Regions from separate parts of the Homo sapiens genome. Here region 2 is linked to region 1. A link is an interaction called in ENCODE POLR2A ChIA-PET data of the cell type or tissue named here. Cell type or tissue: HepG2. All regions are shown on one strand. Links, peaks and the distances in the headings refer to the core of each region. The heading gives the core; the rest is flanking DNA.

Region 1 (8,263 bases), core at 3,449-5,948:
GGAGCACTGAGTCCCAGGAACAAGCCATGATGCAGTAGCTTCCGTGATAAGCAGGAAGAAGAAGCAGCAGTGTCGAAAAAGCCTTCCTGGGCCGGGCATGGTGGCTCAGGCCTGTAATCCCAGCACTATGGGAGGCTAAGGCAGGCGGATCACCTGAGGCCAGGAGTTTGAGACCAGCCTGGCCAACATGACGAAACTCTGTCTCTACTAAAAATACAAAACTTAGCTGAGCATGGTGGCACACACCTGTAATCCCAGCTACTTGGGAGGCTGAGGCAGGAGAATCGCTTGAACCAGGGAGGCAGAGGTTGCAGTGAGCCAAGATGGTACCACTGCACTCCAGCCTGGGCAATGGAGCAAGACTCCATCTCAAAAAAAAAAAAAAAAAACAAAAAAAAAACCCTTCCTGAAATAACATTCAGGGAAAGAGAAGGAGATTAAATTAAATTAAACCTATAGTATAATTATAATTTTTATTAAAATATGTATAGCATTTAAAAGTGATCACTTTTAAATGGAAATAATTGGGCTAGCATTTGGTCGTGGGGAATGGGTGGTGCTTTATTCTATTTATAGTTCCTTAAATGGTGTTATGCTAATGTCTTAACAGCAAGTCTTAAAAAAATTAATAATAAAGACTGACTTGACCACTGTCTGAAGCTTAATAAAAGCATGTGAGTGTTTTTCTCTCTCTCCTACCTTTGGGTGAGTTCTCCACCCTGCCAGTTCTCTCTCGGTTTCATGATGCTTGCACCTTGCTGAAACCACAACTTCCCTCCAGAGTGTTGCTGAGTACCCAGGAGAGAGTCACTGGTAGGCCTTTTTCAGTAGAGGTGAGAGGACGTTGGAATAATGACATCACTATTCAAATGGCGAAGGAGAAAGGGAGAGCACCAAACAAACTCACACACCAAGGAGAAAACCAGTGGGCTTTTATGGCTCTGTTTATGGGAAGTGCCTCACCAACTGAAAGGTCAGGAGCTGACGTGTCCAACGGCACTGGAGCATTACATGAAATTGCAAAAGTAGAACCTTATAAAAATTCATAAGTTCATGAAACACCCTCTTGACTATATCAGTTAGGGGTACAGTGCCCAGGATTCTGTCAGGCTCCAGAAAAAGTGAAACATTAGCAGCCACATCCTGAGCACCCCAGCATTGTCTTAGAACAATGTCCTCAGCATTGTTCTAGGTCCTTCTCCTAGTGAAAAATATGCATTGGGTGCTTACTGTATGCCTGTGCTTTGTGGAGCTCCTCCTGTGTTAACTGTTTTCATCCCCATGTACAATCCTATAATAGACATTATCAGCTTGCAGGTGAGAAAATCAAGGCTTAAACCTACAGTACGATTATAATTTTCATTAAAATGTGTATAGCAGCTAAAACATGATTACAGAGGGAAATAGTTGGACTGGCATTTTTGAATGGGGTTAAAACAAAAAAACTTGCCCAGCTGAGATTCAAGTCCAGGTCTGCCTGACACCAGTTGCTGCACTCTGCAGCCTCTCACAACACCACACCACCCAAAGTCTGTTTCAGCCTCTCAACACCCTGTGTGGCTCTAGGCACTGTCCCCTTTATATGGAGAACATGGCCCTCTGCCTGCATGATCAGAACTGAGTGAGAGTTCACCAGGCTTCCTGCCTTCTCAGTAAAAGAAAAGTGTTCCATGATGGAAAGAATGTGGCCTTTGGCACTAGATGAATCCAGGTTTGCATCCTGACTTCTGCATTCAGTAACTTTAGTAAGTCACCGAACGTCTCTGAGTCTTCATTTTCTCATCTGCAGCATGGAAGCCCGCCTCTCAGTGATGAGGACTGGAGTCCAGCACAGAGCCTGGTTAGAGTAGGAGTGTTTCCATGTGGTTATCCATTGATTGTGGAGGAGCCGCTAAGGTCCAGCTCTCCCCACGCCAGTGAAGCTGCTGTGAGACAATCATTGGTTATTAGAAGTGCTCTCTAAATAGTGAAGGATGAGCAAGAGGTTCAGTGGCCCCTCAGTGAAAAAAACTAATTACCCAGGATGTTTCTCCAGCTGCTACCTTTGCCATTTCCTTCCGCTCCTTCCAACTGATGCCACCAGAATTTGCCCAATTCTTCCACCAGTGGGATGTCTCTATCTTTTGATAAGACTATCCATTCCCCAATCTCCTAAGATGTTTATCTTCATCTTCATTGTGCCTAGTCATTGATTTTCTTGTTTTATCCCCCTTTCCAAGCTCACCAGATGCTCTGTGCCTCAACTGTTCCACACTGCTCTTTGCATGTCCTGTAGTTGGCACACAGAAAATTCTAGTAGGGTGTATGACACAAGGGCAGTGACCACATCCCCAGGTCCAAGCACCATGCCTACCATATAGGAGGTGTTCAATAAATGTGTGATATGTGGGTGAATGAAGGAAGGAATGAATCATTAACAAGTTGTATGTATGGCCTGAGTGGAGAGTGAGTTATCCAACAGTAGGTTCTTGCAGAGGACCTATTGTTGGCTGTGAGCAGAGACTCACAAGACAGGTCAGCCAGGCTCCCTGGGAGGCAGGGCGGATTACGTGCAGCCTTTCTGCTACATGTTTCATATGTATCAAGCCTGTCCAACCCATGGCCCATGGGCCACATGTGGCCTGGGACAGCTTTGAATGCAGACCAGCACAAATTTGTAAATTTTCTTAAAACATTATTTTTTTTAGCTCATCAGCTATCGTTAGTGTTAGTGTATTTTATATGTGGCCCAAAACAATTTTTATTCCAATGTGGCCCAGGCAAGTCAAAAGATTGGACATCCCGATATATATCATCTCATTTAATTCTCAAAAGAACCCTAGCCTTGCAAGGGGAAACCCCATCTTACAAAGAAGACTCACTCGCCTGGTTACCCAGCAAGGTGAGGAGTCTAACCTGGGTCTCTCTGACTCCAAAGCCAGTGTCGCTTCCTCACGCTGGGGGTTAAGTGCATGGGCTCTGATGCCAGACAATTTGGGTTCATATCCTGATTTGCCTCTTACTAGCAGAGGGAGCTATGACAATTCAAAGGACTCCCAAGTCATGATTATCTTTTTTTTTTTGAGACGGTGTCTCGCTCTGTCACCCAGGCTGGAGTGGCACGATCTCGGCTCACTACAAACTCCGCCTCCCAGGCTCACTCCATTCTCCTGCCTCAGCCTCCTGAGTTAGCTGGGACTACAGGCACCCACCACCACGCCCAGCTAATTTTTTTGTATTTTTAGTAGAGACGGAGTTTCACTGCACTAGCCAGGATGGTCTCGATCTCCTGACCTCGTGATCCGCCCGCCTCGGCCTCCCAAAGTGCTGGGATTACAGGTGTGAGCCACCATGCCCAGCCCCCAAGTCCTGATTATCTTATCTGTAAAATGAGGATAATTATATTTCCTACTTCAAGAGTTGCTGTAAGAATTACATGAGATAATATAAGAAAAAGATCATGAGCCAAGCGCACAGTAAGTCTTCAGTAGCAGCAGTAACAGCAGCAACAATAGCAATAGTAGTAGTGGTGGTGGTAGTGGTACTAGGAATGGTATGAACAGTGGTAGGAGTGGCAGTGGTAGGGGTGGGATTCATAATGGCAGGAGTGTAATTAATAGTAATCATAGTGGCCAAGTGCTGTGGTTCACACCTGTAATCCCAGCACTTTGGAAGGCCAAGGCAGGAGGATTGCTTGAGGGCAGGAGTTCAAGACCCCATTTCTGGAAAAAATTTTTAAAAATTGGTCAAGTGTGCTGGCATGCACCTGTAGTCCCAGCTATTTGGGGGCTGAGACAGGAGGATTACTTGAGCCCAGGAGTTCAAGGCTGCAGTGAGCTATTATTGCACCACTGCATTCCAGCCCGGGCAACACAGCGAGACACCAACTCTTAAAAAAAAAAAAATAGTGGTATATTGGTGGTGGTGGTATTAATAGTGGTAGTGGTAGTAGTAGTAGCAGTATTAATAGTGGTAATCATGGTAATAGTAGTGGCATTAGTGGTGGTTGTAGTGATAGTAACACTAGTGGTGGTGGTGGTAGTGGCAATAGTAGTGGTATTAATGGTGGTAGGCGTGACCATAGCACTAGTCATGTAGTGGTAGTAATGGTAGTATTAATAGAGGTTGTAATGGTTGTTGTAGTAGTGATATTAACCGTGATAGAAGTGGTGGTAGCAGTAGTAATGGTAGTGGTTGCAGAGTAGGGTATTAGTCGTGGTGGCAGGAATTGAGTGGTGGTAGTAAGTAGTGGCAGTACCGGGGTGATTTTAATGTTGACGTGTCCTGAAGGCATGGTGGAATTTGAGGATGTCAAGTGGGCTTGTTAACTTAAGGTACTTCCACTCTGGGAGACGGGGTGAGTATAGCAGTGGGAGAGGGATGCAACGTAAACCTGTATTCTGGGCACCCAGTTGTCCTTACGAGCAGGAGAGCTGTAATTCCCAGGCACAGCCACAAGGCGGGGGCAATGATTTGGCATTCATGACATCGGAACACGCCTAGGGAAAAATAACTGGCTCAGGAGCTGGGAGCACCCTGAGGACCCTAGGAGACTCCCGGGAGATGAAGGAGAGTTGGTTGGCTGAGCTTCAGAAACAGTTTGATCCTTGGGGTTTAAGACAGACATCAGCAGAGCAGGGTCAGCCACAGGAAAGCAGGAAGGGAAAGTGCAAAATGGGACGAGAGCAACAGGGGTGACCCCAAAACTGTGGTTCTCAACTTGTTTCCACCTGAGTGACAACATTGGGACAGGGTGTGTGTGTGGCCCTCACTTCCAGGGGTGGGTGGACGCAAATGGGACACAGATGACGAGCAGTTCCCCTTTCTTTCTCACTCATCAGGACCCTCTATTATGTGGTGGGTGTCCGAGAGTTTGAGGACCACTGATCTGGACCAGAACATGGTGGCCAGAGGACGCAGAGAGAAAGTTTAAAAGGTACAGTCATCTTTCAAGGAGCTACCTACACACAGAGGACTAGAGTGGCTGAGGGTGGGCTGTGGGTGTCAATGCTAAAAACATGGCTTTAGGGTTAGGGTTTATAAAAGGGGCCCAGATTCCAATTCTGGCTCTACACTTTTAGCTACATGACCTTTGACAAGGAGATAATATTAGTACTGGTAGGTTTGTTGTCCAGAGTAAATGAGATGATATCTTTAAAGAGCTTAGCATGTGCCTGGTAGTAACTACAGTTAACTGCTCAAAAAAGGGCAGCTATGATTATTACTATCATTATTGTTACATGGGCGTGATGATGGAGAGAGATTGCTTTTAAATCCTCTCTCTACAATCCCATCAATGTTACACGGTCTTATACAGGAGCTGTCCTGTATTTTGCTCAAGGTGTGTTATGTGTAATAGAACTGGCTTCCCAATGAGATTTCAAGGCCCCCCAGGGTAAAGCTATATGTCTCTTGACTTTTGGACAATTCCAATTATAACTCTGGACATAGAGTAGTTGGGTGATCAATATACTTGTCCATTGGTCTGTTGTAAAATTGGTAGCCTGTAAATTTTCCGGCATGGCACCTAACAAAGCAATGCAATCATTATTTGCTAAAGCACCCGCTGTATGCTGAGAACAGTGGGATAGTCTAATTTGGGGAGATTATCCTATGCATCCCTGTCTTCTCATTGCTAAGCTATGACTCTGGGGGAGTCCACTGAATCTCTCCTCTTCCCTCCACTCTGACCAAACTGACCCCATTTTTCTGGGCAGAAACACTGGCATGGAACAGAAGAGACAGTGCTAGAAACTAACTTGGTTCCGTGAATTTAGGCCTTTGTTTTTCAAGTTCACAAGACCATTTCCTGAGGGACTAGACAAAATCGATATAAAGTTGCTGTGACACTGAAGGAAAGGAAGAGAGAAAGAACCGAAAGTCCTGCTTAAATAAACTCAAGGGAAGCCAATGGGGTAAAGGTCCACATTAAATATCTTCTCTGGTCTCCTTGGCCTCGTTGCTCTTCTGCCTTATGGGTCTGTTTCCTCCTGTGGAACATAAGGGTACAAAAGCAGTGGGTTGCCAAGGTCATTTAAGGACCCTGGACATAGCTCTATGTGGAGACTCACGGTGACAGAATTCTGGCTGCTTTTTAGTCACTAACCCCCTGTGTGGCCAGGGCCCCGGAGTCACTCATCCTCTCTGCACCTCAGCTTCCCCAAGTGCAGGTGACCTCCAAGTTTGCCCTGGCTGACCTTTAAAGGCCATCCCAGCCGGGACACCAATGCTAACGTTCTGCCCAGTTCTGCCTGCCCTGCTCTCACCCCTGACCCAACACTGTTTGGGGTTTGAGTGGTGGGTGAGTTTCACTTCTTTTTCTTTGTCTCGATGGCAGGTAACTTTCGTGATGACATACTCCTGCAAAGATGGCGTGGGACATAATTCTCATGGATGGAGGTGAACATGACTGTCCCTTGATACAAGGGGTAGAATTGATTGGGTTGCTGTTGTCCTTTGAGAATCACCACCCGACTCTATGTGGCTGTTTCTTCAATTGCAAAATGAGAGAGCATGTTTCCTTTTTAATCAGCAATATTACCCTTAAGGAAACCTTGAAGGGCAGTTCTATTATTAAATATCTCAAGCACAAACTTTGATAAATGGCTTCTTTTTTTGCAAATTACAAATTGAATAGCCTTCTCTCCTCCTGTGCTCCTGCACTCTCTTCAACCCCGAACTACAGGGGCTCTTTCAAGGGCAGTTACCCCTTTGAGATGGGGAAAGAGGTGCCATTAATATGAACTTTCTCCCTCATCCTGGTTCACCCTCCATTTCATTGCTGGCTGAAGGCCTCCTGTACAACCAGACACATTTGAATAATTAATACTCAGTAAGTTGAATGGTTGACCTTCAACAGCTCTATGGCTCCTGAAACCGAGAATGTTGTCTGTGAAGGCAGGGTCTTATGAAAAGGTCCAGGATGGTGCCTGAGGGAGGCTCCCTCATTAAACTCAAAGAATGTGGGATGAGAGCAGAAGCTGGCATGACTGCAGCCTCACCCAAGCCTCTGTGGAGAGCATCTTAGGTAGGAACTGGGCTTAAGTGAGAGTCAGTGATAAATGAGTGGCCATACCACATCTCAGAAGACTGAACATGTGACTGAGATAAAAATGATCCGGTCTGCAGATCAGGAAGAGATGAGGCCCTAAGACCTGTCAGGGGACAGGGAATGAATGTCCTTCATTCATCCACTCAAAAAACAGGTATTGGGTCCGGGCACGGTGGCTCATGCCTGTAATCCCAGCACTTTGGGAGGCCGAGGTGGGCGAATCACCTGAGGTCAGGAGTTCAAGACCAGCCTGGCCAACATGGCAAAACTCTCTCTACTAAAATACCAAAAAATTAGCCAGGCATGGTGGCGCATGCCTGTAGCTACCTGGGAGGCTGAGGCAGGAGAATCACTTGAACCTAGAAGGCAGGGGTTCCAGTGAGGTGAGATGGTGCCACTGCACTTCAGCCTGGGTAACAGAGCGAGACTCTGTCTCAAAACAAACAAACAAAAAAACCATGTATTGAGAGCTACAAAGTGCCAGGCATTGTTGTAGACACTAGGGTTATATTAGTGAACAAACCAGAACCTCCCCTCCCAAAAGAGAAACCCTGCCTTTGTGGGGCTTACATTCTAGTTGGGGAGTTACATGACAAATAAAACGAACTTGTTCAATGCATCGTTTGCCAGACGGTGATAAGTGCTTAGAAGGAGAAAGGAGGCAGAGCGTGGGGCTGGAGAACATTGGGTAGGAGATGAGCTGCAGTTTTAATAAAGGTGGGCAAGGGAAGCCTCCCCAAGGAGATGGCAAATTAGCACACATTTGTGGGAGCTGAGGAGTGGGCTCTGCAGCCATCTGGGGAAGAGGGTCCCAGGGCAGGAAAACTGCAAGTGCAAAGGCCCTGGGGCAGAAATGTGTCCTGATGTGTTCCAGAAAGAGCCAGGAGGCCCCATGGGGGGAGTCAAGTCCGTCTCATAGGGCTTTTGCTCCCAGTGAGACCGGAAGCCATTCGAGCGTTTATCAACAGAGAAAGACATGATGTGGCTTCTGACTTAACAGGATTCCTCCGGCTACTGTGTGGAGAAGAGATTGTAGGGAGCAAGGGAAGATGCAGAGGGACCAAATAAGATGACAGGAAAGATGCCTGGTGTGACTGAAAGGAGAATGGTGGAGGAGCCAAGAAGTGGTCAGATCCTGGGTTTATGTTGAAGGAAGTTTGGCAGATTTGCTGAAGGAGTAGATACAGGTGTAAGAGAAAAGGACAAGTCATTGGTTCTTGTTTTGGGGCCTGA
Region 2 (8,263 bases), core at 3,362-5,861, 81 kb after region 1:
TGTGGTGCCAGCATCTGCATCTGGTGAGGGCCTTAGGAAGCTTACAGTCAGGGCAGAAGGTAAAGGGGGAATAGGCATGTCATATGGTGAGATAAAGAGCAAGAGAGAGAAAGGGAAGATCCCAGACTCTTAAACAACCAGATCTTGTGTGAATTAACTTGAGCGAGAGCTCACTTATCACCAAGGGGATGGCGCTGAGCCATTCATAAGGGATCTGCCCCTGTGATCCAATATCTCCCACCAGGCCTTACCTCCAACACTGGGTATCGTATTTCAACATGAGATTTGGAAGGGACACACATCTAAACCATATCACTAGGTATCAAGGACATACGAGTGAGGGGAGAGAAGGATTTCTTGGTCAAATATGTTGGGGGAACTGCTGGATTACACAAAGTTAAATGCTACTGGGCAGGGCTTCTCAGAGCATTTCACTTGCTGATGTGTGCACTGAACCGGGCAATTAGCGTGCACCCTGCTCGAGTCAAAGGGACACATCCTGAGCAGTGCTATTTTAGAGGTATTGTACAGTGGTAGGAAACGCCAGCAGACCTGAGCTACTTTCAGCTTCATCACCCCCTGGTATGTGACCTTGGGCAGTTAATTCCCTGTTGGGAGACTCAGTTTCTTCATCTATAAATGGGGAAAATCCCACCCCCATCTCACAAAATATTCAATGTGCCTAACAGAATGCCTAGTACATAGTCAAGTATTCAAAGTGGTAGCCCCCTCCCTGTTTTCTCTCCCGTCTGTGATCCTTTAGGAGATAGTTGTCTCCCCTTCCAGTGACTCTTTTTTTTTTTTTTTTTTTTTTTTGAGATGGAATCTCACTCTGTCACCCAGGCTGGAGTGCAATGGTGTGGTCTCAGCTCACTGCAACCTCCGCCTACTGGGTACAAGCAATTCTCCCGCCTCAGCCTCCCAAGTAACTGGAACTACAGGCACAGGCCACCACACCTGGCTAATTTTTTGTATTTTTAGTAGAGACGGGGTTTCACTATGTTGGCCAGGCTGCTCTCAAATTCCTGACCTCGTGATCTGCCCGCCTCTGCCTCCCAAAGTGCTGGAATTACAGGTGTGAGCCACTGGACCCGGCCTAGTGACTCTTTCAATATCCAATTCAGTGCTTGGTCTACATGCAGTCAAAGGAGGCTGGGAGAAGAAAATGTCTCAGGATTACTACCATCTCTCAAGCACATCCTACCTCTTGGGCCTGGGCTCCGGATCCCTGTTTCCCATTCTCCTGCTGATACACAGACTCCCTGCTCACCTATTTCCCAGGAAAAAAGCAAATAGTTCAGGGCCTGTCAAAGCACCCATACCCTTTGGGCTTAGCCAAATGCCTGGGCTATATTAGATGTTCAGTAAATAACAAAGAATGAATGAACGAACGAACGAATGAATGCAGAACCCGTGTTTTTTGATGCCTCCATTTTCCAAGCAGCACCCCAGATGCTTTTCTAGCTTACATTTCCTGGAGAACCCTCTTACCCATTCTGCAAGGTCGTTATTTTTATACCTGATTTACAAAGCAGAAAACTGAGGTTCAAAGATGGGTATGGATCTGGTCAAGTTCAAACAGATCATAAATTCCAGAGCTGGACTTCCAGACTGGCTTTCTCACTCCAAACTCATTAAACAACGTTCATCTTCCAATATCCACTTTTAAGCACCCATAATAACAACCCAAGGTTATGCAGGTATAAGGCTAAAGCCAGGATTTGTACTTGTATCTGTCTGATCCCAGTACTTCCTGTTGTCAAGGCAGACATGCCCCAAGGGCCTTGGGGATTACAGGTCAGGAACCCCAGGCTGGGACTTCTCGCGCCAAGAATCCTTCTGCATCTACTGCCATCTGTCCCTTCCAGAGCACATACGTCTCCCTCCTTCTCAACTCTTGGGTGCTGGCAAGTTATCTCTGAGTGGGTTTGTGCCTGAGTTCAACAATGCCCCGCTAGTCTGGAAACAAGACCACAGCAACCACTGACCTCAGTTAGAACAAGTGCAGGCAGGTTGTGAGCCAACTCCTGTTTCCACAGTGTTCTCTCCCCGCTGCTTGACTTCCTAGTTTATGGGAAGGTGAAGAGAGGGCCCCCAGAGCAGTAACTAGTCAGGGCACTGACAAGGGGGCAGGTGGGTGGCCTCATCATCTATCCCCTTCGGCTATTCCTCTCCCAGCTTCTTCACTGGGTGAGGAAGCAGAGTGTTCTGATGGTTGGGAGCATCGACCTGGGAGTTAGGCAGATCTGGGCTCAACATTCTACCACTTTCTACCTGTGTGACCTCAGAGAAATGTCTTAGCCTCTTTGAGCCTCTGTTTGCTCACCTGTAAAATGAAGATAATGATACCTCTTTCATGGGATCACTGAAAGGACTAACTGCACGAAGACCTGTAAAATACTTCACTCAGCGCATGTCCCAAAGGAAACACCCAGCCCATGGAAGCTGGGTCACTCTTGGCTTCCCCTGCTAGCACCCCTGAGCGGCTCTGAGTTTGGGAAAAGGGTCTTACGTGGCAAAGGGCATTTATTTCCCCGTGTTGAGGGGGTTGAAAGAAGTGCTCTTACATAGGGGTGAAGAGCACAAGCCTTGCTGTTGTGAGACCCCGGCCAACTTACTTATCACCTCTCCAGGCCACACTTCCCTCATCTGTAAAACCGGAATTATAATCATGACTTTTAATTAATGGAGCCACAATGAATCTCACATAAGTTCATGGTCATAGAAGTGACTTATCTGTCCTCACTGTCTCCACTTCCTCACCCTCAATTCTCTCTTGAGATCACTGCAGACTGGCCTTTATCCTCACGCCTCACTGTGTCCAGCTCACGATCCCCTCCATGCTGCTGAAACCAATGGTTACTTTTCAACCTCTGTCTCTGACACAGCTGATCTCTCCCTCCTTTTTTCCATGGGAGTTTGGGATACTACCATTCCTGGTTCTTCTACGGCACTGGCCACTTCTCATCTCCTCAGCTGGCAACTCATCTTCCCAATATTTATGTGTTGGAGGGCCCCGGGCCTCATTCTTTGGCCTCTTCTCATCTGTGCTCACTCCTGGGTGATCTCCTCCAGTCCCATGGCTTTAGGTCAAGTGTACACGCCGATGGTTCCTGTAATTCTGTGTACAGTCCGGTCTTCCCTACTGAGTGCTCACTCACAGATCCAGTGCTGCTTCGGCAGGGACAGACGCATGTCTAAAATATCTAATAAGCCTCTTGAATTCAACGTGCCTAAAATAGGAACTCTTCATTTTGCCCTATTTCATCCTATCAAAATTGCTTCCCCCATGGGCTTCTCCATTTCCAAAACTGGTACCAGTTGTTCAAGTGAGAGAGCTGAGAGTATCCCTGATTCTTCTCTCCACATCACATCAGTCTCTCAATAAGTTCTACTAGGGGACCCTCAGAATACATCCTAAATCTGACCTCTTCTCACACTCCCATCAGGACTGCCCTAGTCCCAGCCCAGGCCCCCTTGTCTCTCCCTGATCTCCTTAGGTGGCCCTTGCCTGTCTCCCACTTCCACCCTTGCCCCACTGGGGGCTGTTCGCCAGAGTGATCTCTTACAAAGAGACATCAAGCATGTCAATCCCCTGTCAAAACTCTCCAATAGCTTTCCATCACAACCAAACTAAAACAGAGACATACAGGACCCTATGTGATTATGCCCCTGCCAGTGTCGCCGTTCTCACCTCCTTCCTCCCTCCATCACCCGCTCAGCTTTAGCTGTGCCAGGGCTGAAGAGATCCCACTCCAGGACTCCTGCATTTGTGGTGTCTGCCTGGAGCTCTTTTTTTCTGTGCATTTTTACATGCTTGCCCCTTCACTTCATTCAGCTCAAATGTTACCATTTCAAAGAGGCCTCGCCTGATTCCCATATCTAAGTTAATCTCTTTTTCCTCAAGCTGCCCTAACCTCTATGCTTATTTTTCTATGGAGTGCTCATCTCCACCTAAAGTTGTAGTGTGTGTGTGTGTGTGTGTGTGTGTGTGTGTGTGTGCACGCATTTGTTTACTTGTTTATTATTCAAAGCCTTCACTAGGAGGTAAAGCCTGTGAAGAAGTGGGCAGGGTGTTGTTTACAGCTGCATCTCCAGTGTCTAAAAAAGTGCCAAGTACACAGTAGGCACTCAAACGTGTTAAATGAATTCACGATAATCACCTACTTCAAAGGGTCGACGTAAGAACTCGAGGCAGTGATGCTTGTGAAGCCCTTGGTATGGTGCCTGGCACACAGTAGGATGTCGATAAATGTTAGCTCTTACCATTATGTAACAAATCCTCTTAGAATAAGGATGTCCTTCACATTTGCCACAGCTACCACACCTTTCAGACGGAGGGCCCCGCGGTCTCTCAGAGATCTTCTGGGCCAGGCCCCCGTGGGGCTGCGTGTGCTGGGCCTCCAGTTCTAAGGGACCACAGTGCACCCCTTATCAGATGTTTGTGTTTAGACTCTGAAGGAGGCAAATAACTCTAGTTCTTTTGACAACATTTTGGGCTCTGCCACCATTTTATTATGTGAGCAAACATTTGATAGCTGGGAAGCCCATCCCTAATGACAGGCCATAGAATCTCACTGGCGTCTCCTTATCTGCCCTTCTTGTTTGCTCTTCTTTTGAAACCTGCAAGGTCACAAGCCGTTTTCTCTCTCCTCCACCTGAAATCTGAAAATTGGAAAAAGGCTGATAGTGGGAAGTAAAGAGACTTGAGAGTGGGGGTGGGCCAGGGGAGGAAGAGGAGGCAAAGGGTATCAGAGGACCCTGACCAACGTCTCAAGAATGTGGAAGGGTCAGAAGCCTGTCTCCTCACATGCACGCACTGCTCAGCCCCCCTCTTTTTTTTTTTTTTTTTTTTTTTTGTGAGACCAAGTCTTGCTCTGTCGCCCAGGCTGGAGTGCAGTAGCATAATATCGGCTCACCACAACCTCCGCCTCCTGGGTTCAAACGATTCTCTTGCCTCAGCCTCTCAAGTAGCTGGGACTACAGGTGTGCACCACCATGCCCAGCTAATTTTTGTATTTTTAGTAGGGATGTGGTTTCACTATGTTGGCCAGGCTGATCTCGATCTCCTGACCTTGTGATCCACCTGCCTTGGCCTCTCAAAGTGCTGGGATTACAGGCGTGAGGCACTGCGCCAGGCCTTCAGCCCCACTCTTAAGAGTACTGAGGAGCAGCAGGGGCTTGGGCCGAAGAACCCCATGTTAATAATAACAATTGTGCCAAGGACCATGCTCAGGACTCCACAGGTGTTGACTCATCTAATCACACAACAACTCCCATATTATAGGGGAAGAAACTGAGGCACAGAGAGAGTAACTTGTCCAAGAGCACAAAGCTTAGTAGAAGGCTCCTCACCTCCAAGCATGATTGAAAGAGCACATGCTGAGTGGCCACCTAGACAGCTAGTTTGAAGCTGTGGCTCCACACTCTCCTAGTTCTTAAACCATGGACAATTCACTGACTCTCTTTTAGCCTTGTTTTCCTAATTTGTCAAATAGACATAATGGTATCCTCATATAGGGTTATGGTTGGAGCACTGATCAATGCGATAACAGTGGCCTTTAGTGGTATTGGTAGGTGTAAGTGTGTGTGTGTGTGTGTGTGTGTGTGTGTGTGTGTGTGTGTTTGGGGGGATCTTGAGAGAATAAGCCACTAAGTCAAAGGCAGAACCTTAGATGCCGGCAAAAGCAAAAGGGAAGGAGGAGACACAGGGAGACAAAAAGAGACTCCCCAGAAGTGAAAAGGAAAGCAGTGACACTCCATGACAGTTCAAATGAATAAGGCCCAGGCACTGGAGGGCAAGGCTGCCCTGAGTTGGGTGAGGTGGCTTCTCTCGAGGGCTTCTCCAGCCATTCTGGGGTCTCCTGCCCTGGCCCACCCACAAGGATGGCATCAGAGGCCTTCAGCCTTTGGATCCTTTCCCTGGTCCTCTGAGTTTCTTATGCTAAAGTAAGAAACCCGTAGAAAGCACTTTGCAATTTGCAAAGCTCCTTCCTGATGAGTAGTTTGAGTGGTCATTTTCTCGTGTGCTTTCTGGCCTTGCTGCCCTAGGTGAGCAGCACTGGCACACCCTGGGAACTTGTTAGAAATGCAGACTCTTAGGTGCACCCCAGGCCTACAAGTCAGAATTAAACCAGAATCCACATTTTCACAGGCTCTCTGGTACTTGTGGGTCCGTTAAAGTTCGAGAAGCATTAGTATAGGAGGCCTCTGCTCTTAGCGGTCTTAGGAAGAGACCCTTGCTTCCACGAGAGGCAAGAGCTCACCATCCAGCTGCCTTTTCAAGTACACTAAGCACTCTATAAATGCCACTGTCACAGAAAGAGGAGCCCAGCTTCAGGATTCAGGTCAGCAAGTTAAGACTACTTCAAGGTCCCCAGCAATTCACTTCTTTCTTCTGAAGTGGCCAGGAAAGCCGGCTCCCGGGTTTTCCTGCAGGAAGTGTGCCTCAGCATGAAAACTGCAGAACTGAGCAGACACGAGGCCCCCAGCCCTCCACCTGCTGCTCTTTGCTGGTTGAGTTGGGCATCATCTCCCTTAGAGAAGCCAAACTAATGGCCCATGACCCTGCCAAATGACACAGCTGAGCACCCTCTCTCCTCTCTCTCTGCAGTGTCCTCTACAAGCCTGGTGATGCCCACACACCACTTACTTCGTGCGCAACAACAAGGACCCTGTTTTCCACACCATCACCCTCTGGGCAGCTGTCATGGAAAAGCCCAGTGACCTGACCAGCACCTGCGAGAGGTCCCTGCTTACCTGACGGACGTCCTGCTGGCACCTCAGACAATCCACTCTCAGGAGGCGCAGCCCGAAGCCCAGTTTCCCTTCTATGCAGTATTGCCACAATGCCTCTCCCACGATGTCAAGGACTCCTGTCTGTCCTGGAGGTGGGAGACAAGGAACCTCCGAAGAGGAAGCAAGAAAGCCGTACTGTCTATGTTGTGATCCTTCATCGAACAAACTGATGCGAAAACTTGAATCTGTTACTGAAATGAGGAGAGAAGGACATGTGCTATTGAACTGAGCCAAACACACTGTAAATATCCACAGACTCCCTCCCCTGCCCCCATCCCAAATGATCTTGAGATTTCTTTTAAAGAAGTAAATTTGTCCAATGGCTGTAAACTATAAACTACTGTAATTAAGTGCAATTTCCCCTCTGTGTCCTCTCCCCTCTGCCCTGTATATAATACTAAAGTGTCTATTAGTTTTCTTTGTAAAGGTCAGAGTCAAAATTTCAAAAGTGATCTGTCCCCTCTCCCCTCATGGAGAAACATCCTAAGTGGGAAGTGAAGCCCCTTGTCCTCTCCCGCGGGCCTGGACACTTATGGGGACAGCATACCTTGGACTGACTACCAGCTAACTCCAGTCTCCTGACATTAAGACACACCTCTGGATCCCTGGAGGGGCTGAATGTAGTGTGTCAGAGTAACATGCCAGCTTCCTGTGGGCCAGGAGCTCAGCCGTGCACTCCCTAAGAAACCCCAGGGCAGGGAAACTGGCTGTTTGATAGCAGAAGAAAAAGTTGCAGTCTCAGAAAGCCTTCCATTAAAACAATTTATTTTATCACTACCCAGAGTCTCATATTTCTGTCTCTGATACTTTCCCTGCCATGGTTCCACCGAGAACCCCTGGCCCCTGGTCTCCTTGGAATTTTCTGTATACTCCACTGGGATCCTGTAGTGTGTCATCTAGGGGTGTAGAGAGGTGGGTGGCCTTCTCTTGCCGTCATGCTCCCAGTGTCTGTGTAGGCTTTACTGCTGATTGAGGTGAAGAAGAGTTGAATCCCCCAGTAAGACTCCACAAGTCGCTCAGAGGGAATCTGGCCAGAGCAGGAGCTAGCACCCTTTTCTTCCCTGCAACTCACAGGGGTAAAGTCATAGAGTCAATTCTTGGTGGGTGACATGTGATAGAAACAGACAAAAAGTAGGATGAATGAAAACTCTGCGGGTAAATTGTTTAGCCTCATTTAAAGCATTAATTCCAGCCTTTCTTCCTGCCCTCCTTTTCCTTCCCTTACAGCTCTCAGTCACTAAGTGAATGGGCTCTTGTGGACGTCACCTCTTGCCCAAGATTCTCTCTCTGGTGGGGATGCTAAGGAATACAAATAGTCCAAACAGTAAAAAGCCAAAGGCCCAGAGACTCCACCAGCAGGGACTTTACCACAAATAATTCAGTGCTGACTCCAGAAGAAAGGAGGATGGACCTGTCTTCTTTGCTGTTTCCTTTTTTGCCAAACAGCATAGGCCTACTGCCCTGT

Evidence for each region. Peaks named below come from ENCODE experiments on the same cell type or tissue, not always from the same donor. Only the 100,000 strongest peaks of a DNase experiment are listed, where the experiment ranks them.
Region 2: POLR2A ChIA-PET joins it to region 1 with 5 read pairs; 3 of 35 experiments call an interaction of 5 or more read pairs at or near these places.

What each region holds. Positions count from the first base shown.
Region 1 is chr17:37,767,293-37,775,555 of GRCh38, reverse strand. No RefSeq gene overlaps it. Among named protein-coding and RNA genes, the nearest start is that of HNF1B, 26 kb to the right of the region's middle. In HepG2, for the core only: a CTCF peak has its summit at 4,441; a DNase peak (open chromatin) is centred at 4,445.
Region 2 is chr17:37,685,743-37,694,005 of GRCh38, reverse strand. It overlaps HNF1B (HNF1 homeobox B), which reads left to right. Exons shown (of 9, transcript NM_000458.4): 9 at 6,614-7,575. The coding sequence ends at 6,634. Among named protein-coding and RNA genes, the nearest start is that of DDX52, 46 kb to the right of the region's middle. In HepG2, for the core only: no CTCF peak of the experiment used is centred there; a DNase peak (open chromatin) is centred at 4,575.